5 separate regions of the Homo sapiens genome follow, and all the other regions are linked to region 1. The links are chromatin contacts, found by Hi-C or POLR2A ChIA-PET in ENCODE. All regions are on one chromosome and are shown on one strand. Each heading gives the region's core, a stretch centred on a gene start or an enhancer-like site at or near the end of the contact. The rest is flanking DNA. Distances are from core to core; before and after follow the strand shown.

Region 1 (2,712 bases), core at 117-2,616:
CAAGCTGTGAACTGTTAACGCAGATTACACCATTTTCACTGTCAGGCACCCAAAGCTCTTTATCTTAACTAGGAGAATCCAGTGTCTTGGTCTGAAACCCAACCTAAAGAAAACAAAATGGGAAAGTTCAGTTAAAACAAAACAAAACAAAACCTTTATTGCATACCATACTTGTTAACTACAATAAACACCTACACAACAGCATCTCACAAGTGCACTACACTTTGGGATGCATATCTTGTCAAATGTCAAAAAGAACTACTTTTGACTTATCCAAAATATGGTACAAGTTTGAATGGCATGCAAACTGGATACACGATTCCAAAATAGTTTTTTTTATTCCTTCTCCGCTTGTCAGGGGACTGTCACCATCCAACGCTTAGTGAATAGTTTGAGAAGACAAAGAATTTTAGGACCTTAGAGTTGATCTAATTCAGTTTCCTTCTTCATAGAACAGAAATTGTCTTAGAGAGGCTGAGTGATTAGACCAAGGTCACAAGTAACAGGTGAACCAGAATAGAAGGCAAGTCAACGACCTCCCTTTATGAAATTCTAAGCTGCCTCTTATGAAGTCTTGAATTAAGCCAAGTATGAGTCAGACATGGTCTATGCCATTTGCCTGCAGTCTCCTCCACCCCGCCACCCAAACATCAAGAGAACAGTCAATTTGGCCCAAAAGTAAAGGAGCGACAGTGAAAGCAAAGAGAGCATGCAAGGAAAGGAAGGGAGGAGATAGAGCGAGAGTGTGTGTGGTGTGTGTGAAATTATGACCAGAAGAGTATATGAGAAGAACCTGAATTAGAAGATTCGAGGGAAGAAAGAAGAGGAAGTGCCTCCAGGAGCGAGGGAAATGGAAGGCAGGGCGGCGAGCTCCGGAGAGATTTGTGGAAGGGCATCTCTGCCTGGACTGGATCTGAAGATCTGGAAGAGGATCTGAGCTACATGGATAATACAGACTACCACGCAGCAGACGCTGTTGACTTGTGCCTCAGTTTCCCGCCCGAGTCATGGAGCAGAGGGCTTAGAAATAAATCCTCACCCAAGGAAGAAATATCCTGGTAAGCCAGGTTGGTCTCAACATTCAGGAGAGCCTGCTCCCACTCTGGTGGGACAAAGACCACCAAAATCGTGCTTATATTCCCTGCCTTGACTCCCACCTCAGTGTGGTCCCTGGTGTCTGCTCCTCAGCCATCGCATATCCGGGGCGGCCTGGGCTCACCCGGAACAGATTTTTTCCTCCTTGGATGACTCCGTCATGGACACCTCAGCCCAGGACAAGCAGAGAGCAAACCCTGGCAGCGAGAGGCTGGAGTGCGGGACCTGCTACAAGCCGAGCACCTCTCGGCCAGCGCCCTCGCCAGGACTCTCCCGCTCAGGCCCCCTGCGCAGTCTCTGTTACTGTCACTTCCGGAGGTTCGCCGCCTCAAACCTCCCTCCGGAAGCAAGCTGCTGTGCCTTGTAGCGTGTGGATCCGGAGCCGATTCCCAGAACACGAAGGGGGGAAAAAACGCTTCTAATGATCCCTCAGAACTTGCATATTTTCATACGCTTTTCTGGGGGGAGGCACTAATTGGGGCGCTTTTCCTTTGCGAACTTACTTATCTTAAAGTCGGAGCGGAAAATAAAGCACGCACGCAACCCAATTTCCGGAGAACCGAGATTGCGACGAACAACCAGGAAGCGGCTGGGTTGAGAGCTGTCCCCGGTTCTCCGTTCTGCTCTCGGGGGCACCTTCCGGGGTTCCTAAGCCGCGGGGCCCCTCGCTGCCCCTCGAGGCCCTTTCCCTGACCTAGGCTTTGGCCTGGGCTACTCGTTCCGGAGCCGCCATGTCGTCCGACTTCGAAGGTTACGAGCAGGACTTCGCGGTGCTCACTGCAGAGATCACCAGCAAGATTGCGAGGGTCCCACGACTCCCGCCTGGTGAGAGCCTTGCCCGGCTGGACGAGGGTGCTGGGGAGAGCTGGGAGGGTGCGGGCGGTGGAACGCCGCCCGAGTAAGTGTGTCTATGAGGCGCGAGGCTGGAGTGGGTGGTGCCGGCTGTTCCCAGGAGGGATACGGCTTGGCTTGGTTGAGGGTAAGGAGTCAAGTTCGGGTGTGGGGTGCCGTGAAAAGAGCCTTCGGAATCTGAGCCATCTGAGTTCGAATCCCGGCTCTACCTTCTTGTAACTTGCATAACCTGGAAACGTTTCTTAACGTCTTAAGAGTCTTAATGTTTTCATTTGTAAATTATAGACATGTGAGTATTCAAAGAAAATGAATGAAAGTATGTAGCCTATGGATCTACAATCTACAGCGGCGTTGTTGTGTTAGTAATAATATTGTTATAATTATATGCGGCAAAATAGAGGTAAGAATCAGGGTGCCTAGATTCAAATCCTACCTCTGTCACTTAGAAGTTGTGCCTCTTAACCCGGGAGGCGGAGGTTGCAGTGAGCCAAGATCTCGCCATTGCACTCCAGCCTAGGCAACAAGAGTGAAACTCCGTCTCAAATAAATAAATAAAATAAAAGTTGTGCCTCTTAAACAGACTTCTTAGTCTCTTTCAACTTTCCTTCTTAGTAAATGGGGGAAAATTGTACTTCTCTCATGGGGTTGTTAGGTAGATTAAATTTATATAACATATTTAAAGTCACTTTTGGTGTTGTTAGTTGCTGTATTAGCATTAGTATTTTTCATACCCCCCACCCCCATTTCTTGTTTCTCATCCTTCTT
Region 2 (2,712 bases), core at 135-2,634, 1.9 Mb before region 1:
TCCTGTCAAAAAAAAAAAAAAAAGTTAGAAATAAAGAAAAGAAAATGCTTACATATTTATTTAATTTATTTTGAGACAGTCTCGCTCTGTTGCCCAGGCTGGAGTGCAGTGGCGCGATCTTGGCTCACTGCAACCTCTGCCTCCTGGATTCAAGCAATTCTCCTGCCCCAGCCTCCCGACTAACTGGGATTACAGGCACCCGCCACGACGCCCAGCTAATTTTTGTATTTCGAGTAGAGACGGGGGTTTCGCCATGCTGGCCAGGCTGGTCTTGAACTCGTGACCTCAGGTGATCCTCCCCCCTCAGCCTCCCAAAGTGCTGGGATTACACGCTTGAGCCACTCGACCAGGCCTATTTATTTTTTTAAACCAAGGGCTGGATAGGATTTGATCCGGGCTCCAGATAAAGGACTCCTAGGGAGATACCCTGGTTAGCAGAGGCAGTTAGGAGGCTACTAAAAATAGTTCAATCTAGAAATAATTAGGGCCAGAATTGTCTCCAGCAGCGGGCGGGGGTGGGGCTGGGGATGATTTGGGTAGTTATTTTGTTCTCTTCCCAGCAAGTAATTTCAGAGCAGCCCAGAGATTCATTTTCTAAACAAATGATGTTTTTCTCCCAAGACTGACAAGGATCAGACAGACCTAGGGTTGCCACTAGCACCTAGTATCTTTCAGGCTGTTTTCTTTTGTTTTTAAAGTGGATTAAAAGCTTTCAGCCTTACCTAAATCTTTGTTGCAATTGTACAGATCTGCCTAGATTTATAGCAGATGGTAGAACAGAAACAGTTCCCGACGGAATTAATCATCACATTATTAAAACAAATTTTCGAGCATTGACAAATCCCTTCGGGGTTGTCCTCCGAGTGGGCAATTCGTAACCAGCTTGGGGCGTGCTAAGATTGTAAACGTTCCTATGGAGAGCGATAACAAAGGGGCAGCAGTGACTCCGCACACAGAATTCCAAGAATCACCAGCATTCCATGTGTTCCAAGGCTAGCACAGTGCGCGCGAGGTCCGCTTTTTTAAACAGCGCGGAATCACGTGGCCGACAGCCCGCGGCGCTACTGGCCCTCGGAGTCTCCCTCTTGGCTTTGGCGCGGAACCTTTCCCCCTTTGTGGACGCGACCATTGGCCCCGCGCTCGGAGGTGGTACGGACCAACCCTACGGTCATAGATTTTCCGAGTGAAGCTTTTGACTAAGTCTCAGGAAAGCGTTAGCTACAGAATTCTAGATTCAAAAGAAATCCACCAAAAAACGCTGTGGAGGACTGGTTTTGCCTAAAAGAAAGAGCAGACCTGAACTTGACTCCTCCTACGCCCTGTGAAGGCTGCAAGGTGGTTCCGTCCGAGGCGCGGACTCCGCCCCCACGAGCGCCGCCATTTTGTTTGGCTGAGGGGAGCGAGCGGCGCTTTGGGGGAGGGGTCGCGTAGGCGCCTCACCTGACCCTGCGGCCGTGCGGTTGCTGCTCCGGGGCAGGTCTCCTTCCAGGCCAGGGGCCCGGAATCATGTACATAAAGCAGGTAAGGCCTTCGCGTCCCTCCACCCCGTCATGGGCCGGTAAGGGCCGCTCCTTGAGGCGGGAGTGTTGCGGCGCCACCCGCAGCCTCTCCCCTGTCTCCACAGGCTGGACCAGGGCTGGGCGGGGACTGTGGGGGAGGAGGGAGACCCGGGTCCCGCTAGTGCCCCGGCTGCGGGGTCGCGGAGAATTGGGGCACTCCTTTGCAGCCCCGGCCTCCCTGCTGGCGCTTGTCTGGGAGAGGCAGGATCTCCGAGAGGTGTGGAAGGGCCGGCGGGCGGGCCGCTGGGAGGGACTGGGCCTTCCTGGGTGGCCCCAGAGCTGGCGGGGGGCACCCCGCCGGGGCGGCCGCGGGCGGGAAGGGCTGTGTGGTCCTGCAGGGGTGGCCTCACACGGCCCATGTGCCTGGGATGTGTGGAAAGGTGGCTTCCCCGGCCCGGGGGCGGCCCTGGGGGCATTGGCTGGGGTGTCGTCACCTGTCACTGCGGGGAGCCGTTCTTCTCCCCAGTTAACCCGCGAAGTGAGCGGGACCCTCCTGCTTGCAGGATACGGAGCGCCGCCTCCCTCGGTTGTTTACTTCTGTCAAAATGGTCTTCCCGCGCGGGACTCCACCACAAAGATGAGCCCAGGCACACGGCCTTGGAGACGGTTTTCTGTTGGGTCTGTCGGGCTCTGAGCACTCCTTCTTTGGAACGTGGGTTCTTTCAGGCTGGCCGGCGTGAGTGACTGAAAGCAGCACTCGGTGGTCTTGGAGTCAGGAGAGCTGGGGCCCGTCGGCCTGCTTTTATAGACTTGCTATTGTACTGCAGCGTTTAGGGTTCAGTTAAGCTCACACAGTGTTTTTGATTTTGAAAGGTCCTTAACAGGTTGACAGCATAACTCCTAAAAAAAAATAAAACCCAGCAGCATTGCCTTGGCAAAGATTACCGATAAAAGTACCTTTTTTTTTTTTTAGCAGATTTTTAATCACCACTTTCCAAAATGAATTTTTCTTATATGAAATTTCGAGTTTTCTATATTGCATTAAATGAAAAACAAGAAAGAAATGCAAGAGAAAAATGTTAATTTTTTTTGTGGGGTGGGTTCTCAAAAATGTTTTTTATTTACTAGGTGATTATCCAGGGTTTTCGAAGTTACAGAGATCAAACAATTGTAGATCCCTTCAGTTCAAAACATAATGTGATTGGTAAGTGTT
Region 3 (2,712 bases), core at 74-2,573, 1.7 Mb after region 1:
TCTTGAACCTGAATCCTTCCCACGAGATGAACACTCGGTAAATATTAAGGTGTACTTGATAGTTGGGAAAGCCACACCCACAACTAGCATACCTAAATAGATAATAGCAGATTAATTTCTTCTGAATGACTACCAGCACACCTCTTGAAACCCTGATTTACTGAACACCTTAGAAGACAACACCCGGCCTATCGTTTTGGAAGAAAAAAAAGCTGGGCATCAAAGGAACATGACACACATGCAGAGAAAACGGCCAAGTACCTGGGACTGTACTGCGTATTTTTACTATATTCTCTCTTCTGATTTCCACAGGTAACAAGATTATCAAGTGAAAGAAGTAGGATTCTAATCCAGATGTTCTGACTCGAAATCCAGGACTTTTTCCTCTAAACAAAATCAAGATGGGAATATTAGGTGAAGTTGTTAAACTGTTAACAGCTAAGCAATACTCACACCTGCACTGTTTCCCAAGATTGCTACTTAGGGACACGTAGAAGGGTTTTTGTTTTGTTTTTGCCATTTTTCATTACTGATGGAGACATAAATCTGAAACCCCTTCCTTACCAACCAAGGTTTATGAAATGCCTTGACGTCCTTGAAAGACAACATAAAGAACAGTATCCACCACTCCAAAGAATCACTTCTAAGGAACTTAGAATCACAGTAATGGAAGTGTTTGGAAGAGGGTAACAAGTCTTCACAACAGTAAATATAAAACACCCACATACAGTCAACTTGAGACGAAAAACGAAATAGGCGATTGAGTCTAGGAAAGATTCTCGAGCAGGTAGGGCTTGGCTGCAGTTCACACGCAGCCCAGGCAATGGGCTCGAATTCAGACGCTCTCGAGGCACAGCCCCCACGACCCCCGCTGACCCCTCTTTGCCACCTCCAAGGTCCCGGAACCGAAGGAGGAAGGCAGGGAGAGGAAAGGGCTTGAAACCCGTTCCCCAGCCCTCCCCTTCCTCCGCGCCCTCAAAGGAGCCAGGCGGGGAGCCCGCTCGACCTCGACCTCCACCTCGCACTCGCCCTCGCCCCCGCCACGGAACGTGCAGGAAGGAGCGGAAGGCTGGCAGCCCCACCGCACCGCCACCGCGACTCACCGGTGTGCCCCGAGTACCCCTCAGACACTTACCCCACTTATCCAAGCCTCAGGCCACGCCCTAACAAGGCTGCTGGAGCTCTGGCTCAGGGGCCAACTTTTCCATAGCGGGGTCCAACCAGCCAAGAGTGGGAGGAAAAGACCGCGGTGAGAAACACAGCCGACGCCTCACTCAGCGGCCGTTTCCCCAAACCCCTGCGGAGCTGACACATCAACAAAGATGGCGGCGACACTGAAGCCGGCCCGGTTACAGCTGAGGGGGCGGGGGCTCCCTGGAGGAACCAATCAGCGCAGCGCGGGCGGGGTGACGCAGCACACCTTGAGGTCCTGGGTAACCTGTCTGCAGTGGGCTGGGCTGGCGGAGCTCACCTCCCACCTCCCGGCCCAGGAGGCCCCACCTTGCGGCCCGAGAGGCCCCGCCCCGCACTCCGCCTGGCTGGGCACCCACGCCTCCGCGACCTGGAGAGCCGGGTCTCCTGCCCTTTGGTCGGGTTCTTCCTTTCAAGCTCCTCCGGACCCACGCAGCCTGTTTCTTTCTGCAGGACGCTCTTGTTGGCTATTACTCCTCCTCACCCTTTGGCCTGCATGAGTCAGGGACATAAAGCAATAAAAGAGAATTTGAAATTGTGGCTTCCCGGCTCTCATGCGGAAACCTTGCACCTTACGTGGGCGGAGTCGGCTGGAGCAGGCTACGATGGGGGAGACCTCTGGGGGTTCCATAACAGCGCGTTCGTGTCTTCAGCGTGGCGCTGCTGCCATTGTTTAATAATAAACTGTCGGTGCCTTCGTCTCTGGCTTCAAGCTGAGCGCATTGATGGTAGGAAGTGTCCTCTCCCGGCTGAGTAACCTGGCACGCAGCATGGCAACAAAAAGTGTATTGGGTACAGTTGCCTCGCCCGGCCCAGAGAAGGAAGGTCAGCAGTTCAGTCTCTGGAGGTTTCGCAAACCTCCTCAGTCCGGGGAAACGATGTTCTTTGGTTTAGGTCTTACACATATCTCATGAATGAAAATAGCTGATGCAGACGATTCTGCAATGTAAGAATTTGTAAAGCAAAACTTACTACTGTTCTGTTAAGCGTCTTCGATACTGTTGGCAAAACACACACACGGAGGTGTAATGGCACCTCACTCCTCCTTAAATGAAGGTACTACACTGAAGCACATTTTGCAGTTAAAGTGTCTTGTCATAGAAAATAAATGATTTGACTTTAAAACAATAAATCGACCAAGCCTTCCTAGGGAGACATTAATCCAAGGGGAAAAAACTGAAGAAACCTTAAGCTGTTTTCGGTACTCGTCAGTAATAACATAGGTATTACTATTTCTGAATATTTCTGAATTTATAATTAGTATAAAGTATATAAATATATCTTTGTGAACCAAGTTTTTCACCATAAGAGAAAAGAAATACAAATATAAACCAAAGACATTATATTAAAATTCTGCAATCCTATATTTGAATTTACAAATATCAGAATTAACTCATGGTACATTTTTTTCGTGAAAAAAAAGGTGTGTCCACTGAAAACTCTTAGAACAGTGACCAACCCATTGCACACTCCTATTCCCCAGATTGTGATCTCTAAAGAGCATTGCCCAAAAAAAGTTAC
Region 4 (2,712 bases), core at 55-2,554, 1.5 Mb before region 1:
ACTGTAGACCTGCAGGAATCCCACCACCAGAACCGCAGTCAAAGCTTACAAAGACTCAAAGGAGAGACGCGGAAAGGGGGGAAAAATCAGAATGGGAAGGCAGGTGGCAGGGGAAAAAGATTGAGGTCCTGCCCTGGTGGTAGGGGCTCATCTTTTCCTTTTATAGGTGAAGGTGGAAAATGATTTTCTGAAGTTCCCGAATTCTCCTCCCTCCAAAGGCCAAGGAGTGAAAGTACTTAATAGGAACTTGCGGAGGCGTGGTCAAGAGCTCCGTTTTGCCGGAGTTAGGAGCTCCGCCCCGAGGTCCCCGCCCATTCCCCGCTGGGGTCCTCCCGGCCGGGCTGCCTCTGGCTGGGTTAGGGCGGCCTGTAGAGCGGCCTCACCCCACAGGGAGCCTCACGGGGGCGGGCCGCCGCCAGGCCAGCCCGGAAAAAAACCGCCTTCCAACGGAAGCGGCCCTGAGCCCCGCTCGCCATTTCAGCGCTCTGTCCCACAGGGACCGTCCGGCCCGGGTCCGGCCCACTGGTTGGGGTCCACGGACTCACCTCACTTTGCAACTAAGGTCAAAAATAAGCATTCCCTGGGGCACGGGCGGCCAGGCTATTAACACCCTTCCGCCATGACCCAATTCGGAAGTGCCAAATGCAACTTCCGGGCAGGAGAGGGAATTTCGGAGCCCTAAACTGTTGTCCATCTCCGTAAGTGACCAGACGTCTCAGTAAAATAAGGGCCAGGAAACTGGACGTGTAATCCGGAGTATGAATTAACTTGTCTAACATGGGATGTGTGGTCACCCACGGTACCTCTTTGGGCTTACTTACAGATGCATCCCTTCCCAGACGGCTCAGCTGTTGCCCCGGGTAACGGTGAGACTGGCGAAGGAAAAAAATCTACGTCACCCTGGAAACAGGAAGCCAGGAATCTCCTTTTGCCATTATCAGTTATGGCCGCCTTAGCTTCAACAGTAACTTCCGATCGGGGAGTTGTCACTCTACCCTGCTGGAGGCTTACTCTGTAGCCCGGCTAGCCAGAGGCGCCCAGTGGGCGGGAGACGGCGTAGAGGAACTGAGGAAAGGACAAGGGCGGAGAGAGAGAAGCTGGCGGCACTGCCCGTCTCTGATTGGGCAGCTTCTCTTGCCCCGGTTCCGCCCATTTTTCTTGCCTAGCGAGTGACGGGCCCACGGCAGAGGGGTGGGGCGGGGAGGCTGGAGCGAGAGTAGTGGCGGGGCGGGCGGGGCGGGGCGAGTGGGGGAGGGGCGGGCGGGGGGCGGCGGTTGGGCAGCGTCGCTTCTTAGGAGGAGGAGGAAGAGGAGGAAGGAGGGCGAGCGAGGAGGATGGCGGAGTCGGGGCTCCTGACGGTAACTCGGGGCCGATGAGGCGGAGGGTGTCTGTTGGTCGGTTCTTCCTGCCTGCCTTCCTGTCCGTCGGGCAGTCGGGCTGGCTGTCGGTAGGGGGAGGCCCCGTGCGCCCTGACAGGCGCGAGCCGGCAGCGCCGGGGCGAGGCCCGAGGGGCCGGGGCCCTGGGAGGCGCCGCCGCCGCCGCTTTCCTGGTTGCTGTCTCCGGGAGTGCGGGGCCCTTGGAGCCGGCTCGCGTGGGAGCCTGCAGCCCGGCGCGGAGAGGAAGGCGGTCGGGTGTGACAGCGGCCGGGGCCGGGCCTGCGGCGGCGGCGGCGGGCGGCCCGGACAGCGCCTGGGCGACGGCGAGCCGGCGCGAGGGCGCGGGCCGGGGGCCCCCGGCGGACAGTCTCTCTCCTCTCGGCTCCCTGGGCCCCCGGGCCCAGTCCGCAGGGCGCCCCGAGTCGTGTAAATCGTTGGCGAGGGCCCGGGCGCAGCGGCGGTCATACAGGGTGGGGTCTCTTCTCGCCCCCTCCCTGGAGTCCACCTTGCTCTCCCGTTCTCCTCTCCCTAAAAACCCTTGAGTGAAGAGTGCTGGATCGGCTCTGGGTGTGTTGCCTAGCGAAGCGAGTTGTAGCCCTTCGAGACCGCCTCGTAGAACATGCCCGATGGCAACCTCTCCCCGTGATAGCACAGCTTTTAGGGAGAGAGGAAAAGTAGTCTCACTCTTCCCCGACTTCCCCAGGCTCATAACACAAGAGGCTTTGGGGCAAGACGATTTTTCCCCCAGCACCTCAATATCCATTGTTTTTGTACCATCCCCCTCCCCCCATGCCTAGGTGGAAGAGTAATGACTCCAAAGCATTAACTTGCCTTTCTCTTTATTTCTTTTCTTTCTTTTTCTTTTCTTCCTTCCTTTCTTTAAGCAGGCAGTTTGTGTTATTGTGGAATTATGGATTTACAAACAGGTGGAATAAATACCGATTCGGGAGCTAGAAAGAAGATGCTTTGTGTGTGTGTTTAAGCCCTTACAGTTGGCAGTTTGATTTTTCTTGTCTGTTGCTTTGTATCGTAATGGGGGTGATGAGAATAAAAGAGGAAGCACTGTTTTGCAACCTACCCAAAGAAATATTTTCGAAGTCTCTGGGGATGCTGAAGCAAAATTAGGTTGCAGATGTGGACTGTATAGTATTTGCCTCCAGCGTGATAACTACCAGCAGTGTCTAGGCTTACACCTGTGCCATTTCGTATACTTTTCTTAGATACCGAGTGCGTCTAGTTTCTACTCAAGAGGGACTACTATATCAAAAGCTTTTTGTTACGGTTTTCAGAATCCTAAGGTACATTTGTGTAACCAAGTGTTTTTGTAACTAAATG
Region 5 (2,712 bases), core at 110-2,609, 1.2 Mb after region 1:
CCTCAGTGTGATTGAGTTTAGTTGCTTCCCTGAGCCAGGGTGAAGAAAGACGTGTGTGTGTGTGTGTGTGTGTGTGTGTGTGTGTGTGTGTTGTGGGGTCAGGGTGAACTAGGTGCGTGTGTGTGTATGAATCCGTGTGTGTGGTGGGTTTCATGAACTAGAATCTGTGTGTTTGTGTGTGGGTGTGTTGGGTCGGGGTGAACTTGAATCCGTGTGTGTGTGTGTTGTGGGGTCAGGGTAAACTGGAATGCGTGTGTGTGTGTGTTGTGGGGTCAGGGTGAACTGGAATGCCTGTGTATGTCTTTTGTGGGGTCAGGGTGAACTGGAATGCCTGTGTATGTCTTTTGTGGGGTCAGGGTGAACGGGAATCCGTGTGTGTGTGTGTTTGGTCAGGGTGAACTGGATAACTGGAATCCGTGTGTGTGTGTGTGTGTTTTGTGGGGTCAGGGTGAACTGGAATCCGTGTGTCCGTGTGTGTGTGTGTGTGTGTGTGTGTGTGTGCGTATGCTGTGGGGTTGGGGTGAACTAGAATCCGTGGAAGTGCTCAGTCTCTCCCGTGTTTGACTGACTCCCGGCCGCATACCCAGTCCCTGACACACGGGGGCGCACAACAAATATTTCCCGAAAGATCCAGGAGCAGCATCTCCACCAGCAAGCTGGGCTGCTGGGTGGGTACTTCCTTCAAAGCTGAGGGAGCGTCCTACGCCCACGCGCGCAGGAGGGCGCCCCCCGCAAAGCAACGTCTAGGAGACCACAGTGGATGCCACAGCGGGCCCGAAGCGGATCAGCCTTGTGGGGTACGCATGCTAATGTAGGCGTGGAGTCCCCCAGGGGGACGCCAGCAGTTCCAGCTGGGATCCAGGTTTCGCTAGGGGAGAGCCTCTGGCTATGGGAAAGGGGTCTCCGAGTTGATGTGAAGGCCCAGGTCGAGGTGTACACTGGGGGCGGGGAAGTGGAGGTGACCACACGAGCGCCCCATCACTGAGCGCCGCCGCGAAATCTGCGCTCTTTGGGTCACTTGGAGCGCGGCCAGTTTGGCAGATTTGTTTTTTTCCCGGAACAACCCGCGGCGGCTCGGCTGTCCCGGGAAACTGCAAACTTTGCTGTGCGCGTTCTCCCGCGCGCGGGCTCAACTTTGTAGAGCGAGGGGCCAACTTGGCAGAGCGCGCGGCCAGCTTTGCAGAGAGCGCCCTCCAGGGACTATGCGTGCGGGGACACGGGTCGCTTTGGGCTCTTCCACCCCTGCGGAGCGCACTACCCCGAGCCAGGGGCGGTGCAAGCCCCGCCCGGCCCTACCCAGGGCGGCTCCTCCCTCCGCAGCGCCGAGACTTTTAGTTTCGCTTTCGCTAAAGGGGCCCCAGACCCTTGCTGCGGAGCGACGGAGAGAGACTGTGCCAGTCCCAGCCGCCCTACCGCCGTGGGAACGGTAACTGCAGCCCCCACCTCGGCCGGCGCCTCTCCAGCCCGCCGGCCGTGCGCGCCTTGCCTCCCTCCTTCCTGCCGGCTTCCTAGTTCCCCCCTGCGCCCCCAGCGTGGTCTAGGGGAGCCTGGTTGAGTGGGACTGAGTGGCCCCGACGGCCTGCGCTGAAACTTTGGGAAGAGGGCCCGTTCCGCTCTCTCCATCGCTTGCCTTGCTCAGCTTGTCCTCCCTTCCCTCCTAGCCGGGGGGCTAGGGGACACCTCGTACTATTCGAGATTTAGGAGAGGAGGGCTCGTGATCTGGCACAGCGGCTAACAGCGAGGGCTCCTTTGCCTGCGTTCCGGTCCCCACCCCTTGCCTGCCGGCGGTGGGACCTCAACCCTCTCTCTGTTAAATGGGAACCACGGTGATCCCCGCAGACTGTTGGCGGGGATGGACAGAGTTGATTATGGTACGCGTTTCGCGGCAGTGGCTCTGTCAAGTCTGAGTACACTGGAGCTGAGCGTCCTTGCTGCAGGGCTCTTAGAGGGACCTTGAGGAGGTGGAAACCAGGCAGGAGACATTTAGACGTGTGGAGTGTTAGGCTCCAGGTGACAGCTTTGCGGTTTATGGAGCAGTAAAATTACTTGTGGGTGATTGTGGGTGTATCATTTCCAGATCTTTATTCTTGAACTTCTGGGCTCCTGGGCTAGTTGACGTGGCCCTCCCTGTTGTCTCAACTTACAGGCTATTTCCTCCTTTTGGGTCTCGCCGGCCTGACCTTCACCCTTGGTACCGCCATTGCCTAGATTCACAGTCCACCTTCTGCCACCTGTAAACTGTGTGGCTTTGGACAGGTTACTTAACGTCTCTGAAGAAGCTAAAGTTTCTGCAATAGCAAAGTAAAGGCCCTGGTCTAGCAGTGCCATGAGCCTTGGGTGACGCAGCGGAGCGCTTGAGTGCCCAGCAGAGCCTCCCTTTCCCCCTCCCAGCTGCTAGAGGCAAGAGGGGGAGGTTTTCAGGTCTTCTCTGTGTGCCCTTTAGGAAGATTTTTATTTGGGCAAGAAGTGAGTCACAAATTGTATGATGTCACTTTTCAGGGGAAGCAGCTGCAGTCCATTTCCCCCTTCATGAAAGTAAAAAGTTCAGACAATAGCTGGGCAGTGACTTCTTACCCAGCTGTGTACCAGTTGCCCCAACATGTGGGCTCCTGTTCAACATGTTTAGAAATAATCACTACAGGAACTTTTTTTCAGTCTCTACAAAATCTTTTTAAAATATGGATGTGGTTTTTAAATATCGGCAAAGGTTGA

What was found. A loop is a pair of places that touch in the nucleus more often than their neighbours do. ChIA-PET counts read pairs that join two places held with the same protein, here RNA polymerase II (POLR2A). Pooled maps may share reads with other maps.
Region 2: a map of CD8-positive, alpha-beta T cell shows a loop between it and region 1 (2.8-fold over the local background). The contact joins the promoter of SMC3 here to the promoter of ZDHHC6 in region 1. A Hi-C loop is called at or near these places in 2 of 168 maps with a recorded cell type or tissue (CD8-positive, alpha-beta T cell and naive thymus-derived CD4-positive, alpha-beta T cell) and 9 of 50 pooled maps. POLR2A ChIA-PET finds 5 or more read pairs at or near these places in 1 of 52 experiments (T-cell).
Region 3: a map of CD8-positive, alpha-beta T cell shows a loop between it and region 1 (8-fold over the local background). The contact joins the promoter of CCDC186 here to the promoter of ZDHHC6 in region 1. A Hi-C loop is called at or near these places in 2 of 168 maps with a recorded cell type or tissue (CD8-positive, alpha-beta T cell and naive thymus-derived CD4-positive, alpha-beta T cell) and 10 of 50 pooled maps.
Region 4: a loop to region 1 is called in a map of CD4-positive, alpha-beta T cell, with 5 times the contacts of the local background. The contact joins the promoter of SHOC2 here to the promoter of ZDHHC6 in region 1. A Hi-C loop is called at or near these places in 2 of 168 maps with a recorded cell type or tissue (CD4-positive, alpha-beta T cell and naive thymus-derived CD4-positive, alpha-beta T cell), 1 of 37 single-sample maps with no recorded cell type and 11 of 50 pooled maps. POLR2A ChIA-PET finds 5 or more read pairs at or near these places in 2 of 52 experiments (CD4-positive, alpha-beta T cell and MCF 10A).
Region 5: a map of CD8-positive, alpha-beta T cell shows a loop between it and region 1 (8-fold over the local background). The contact joins the promoter of CASP7 here to the promoter of ZDHHC6 in region 1. A Hi-C loop is called at or near these places in 1 of 168 maps with a recorded cell type or tissue (CD8-positive, alpha-beta T cell), 1 of 37 single-sample maps with no recorded cell type and 11 of 50 pooled maps. POLR2A ChIA-PET finds 5 or more read pairs at or near these places in 1 of 52 experiments (activated T-cell).

The regions. Positions count from the first base shown.
Region 1 is chr10:112,445,548-112,448,259 of GRCh38, forward strand. It overlaps ZDHHC6 (zDHHC palmitoyltransferase 6), which reads right to left and starts at 1,367. Exons shown (of 11, transcript NM_022494.3): 1 at 1,158-1,367; 2 at 1-103. VTI1A (vesicle transport through interaction with t-SNAREs 1A) reads left to right here and starts at 1,668. Exons shown (of 8, transcript NM_145206.4): 1 at 1,668-1,920. The coding sequence starts at 1,827. RefSeq lists enhancers at 1,154-1,273, 1,474-1,733.
Region 2 is chr10:110,566,311-110,569,022 of GRCh38, forward strand. It overlaps SMC3 (structural maintenance of chromosomes 3), which reads left to right and starts at 1,385. Exons shown (of 29, transcript NM_005445.4): 1 at 1,385-1,521; 2 at 2,628-2,703. The coding sequence starts at 1,507. LOC105378483 (a long non-coding RNA gene) reads right to left here and starts at 998. Exons shown (of 2, transcript XR_946318.2): 1 at 723-998. RefSeq lists enhancers at 1-390, 1,205-1,254, 1,265-1,364 and a silencer at 1,705-1,994.
Region 3 is chr10:114,172,880-114,175,591 of GRCh38, forward strand. CCDC186 (coiled-coil domain containing 186) reads right to left here and starts at 1,324. Exons shown (of 16, transcript NM_018017.4): 1 at 1,136-1,324. MIR2110 (microRNA 2110) reads right to left here and starts at 1,300; the gene lies at 1,226-1,300. It also overlaps a transcript of TDRD1 not described here. RefSeq lists enhancers at 1,006-1,534, 1,130-1,329 and a silencer at 1,390-1,659.
Region 4 is chr10:110,918,300-110,921,011 of GRCh38, forward strand. SHOC2 (SHOC2 leucine rich repeat scaffold protein) reads left to right here and starts at 1,305. Exons shown (of 9, transcript NM_007373.4): 1 at 1,305-1,358. BBIP1 (BBSome interacting protein 1) reads right to left here and starts at 881. Exons shown (of 4, transcript NM_001195305.3): 1 at 822-881. RefSeq lists silencers at 215-374, 1,225-1,664, 1,675-1,764 and enhancers at 506-1,045, 735-934, 955-1,004.
Region 5 is chr10:113,678,553-113,681,264 of GRCh38, forward strand. CASP7 (caspase 7) reads left to right here and starts at 1,360. Exons shown (of 7, transcript NM_001227.5): 1 at 1,360-1,426. RefSeq lists an enhancer at 1,946-2,235.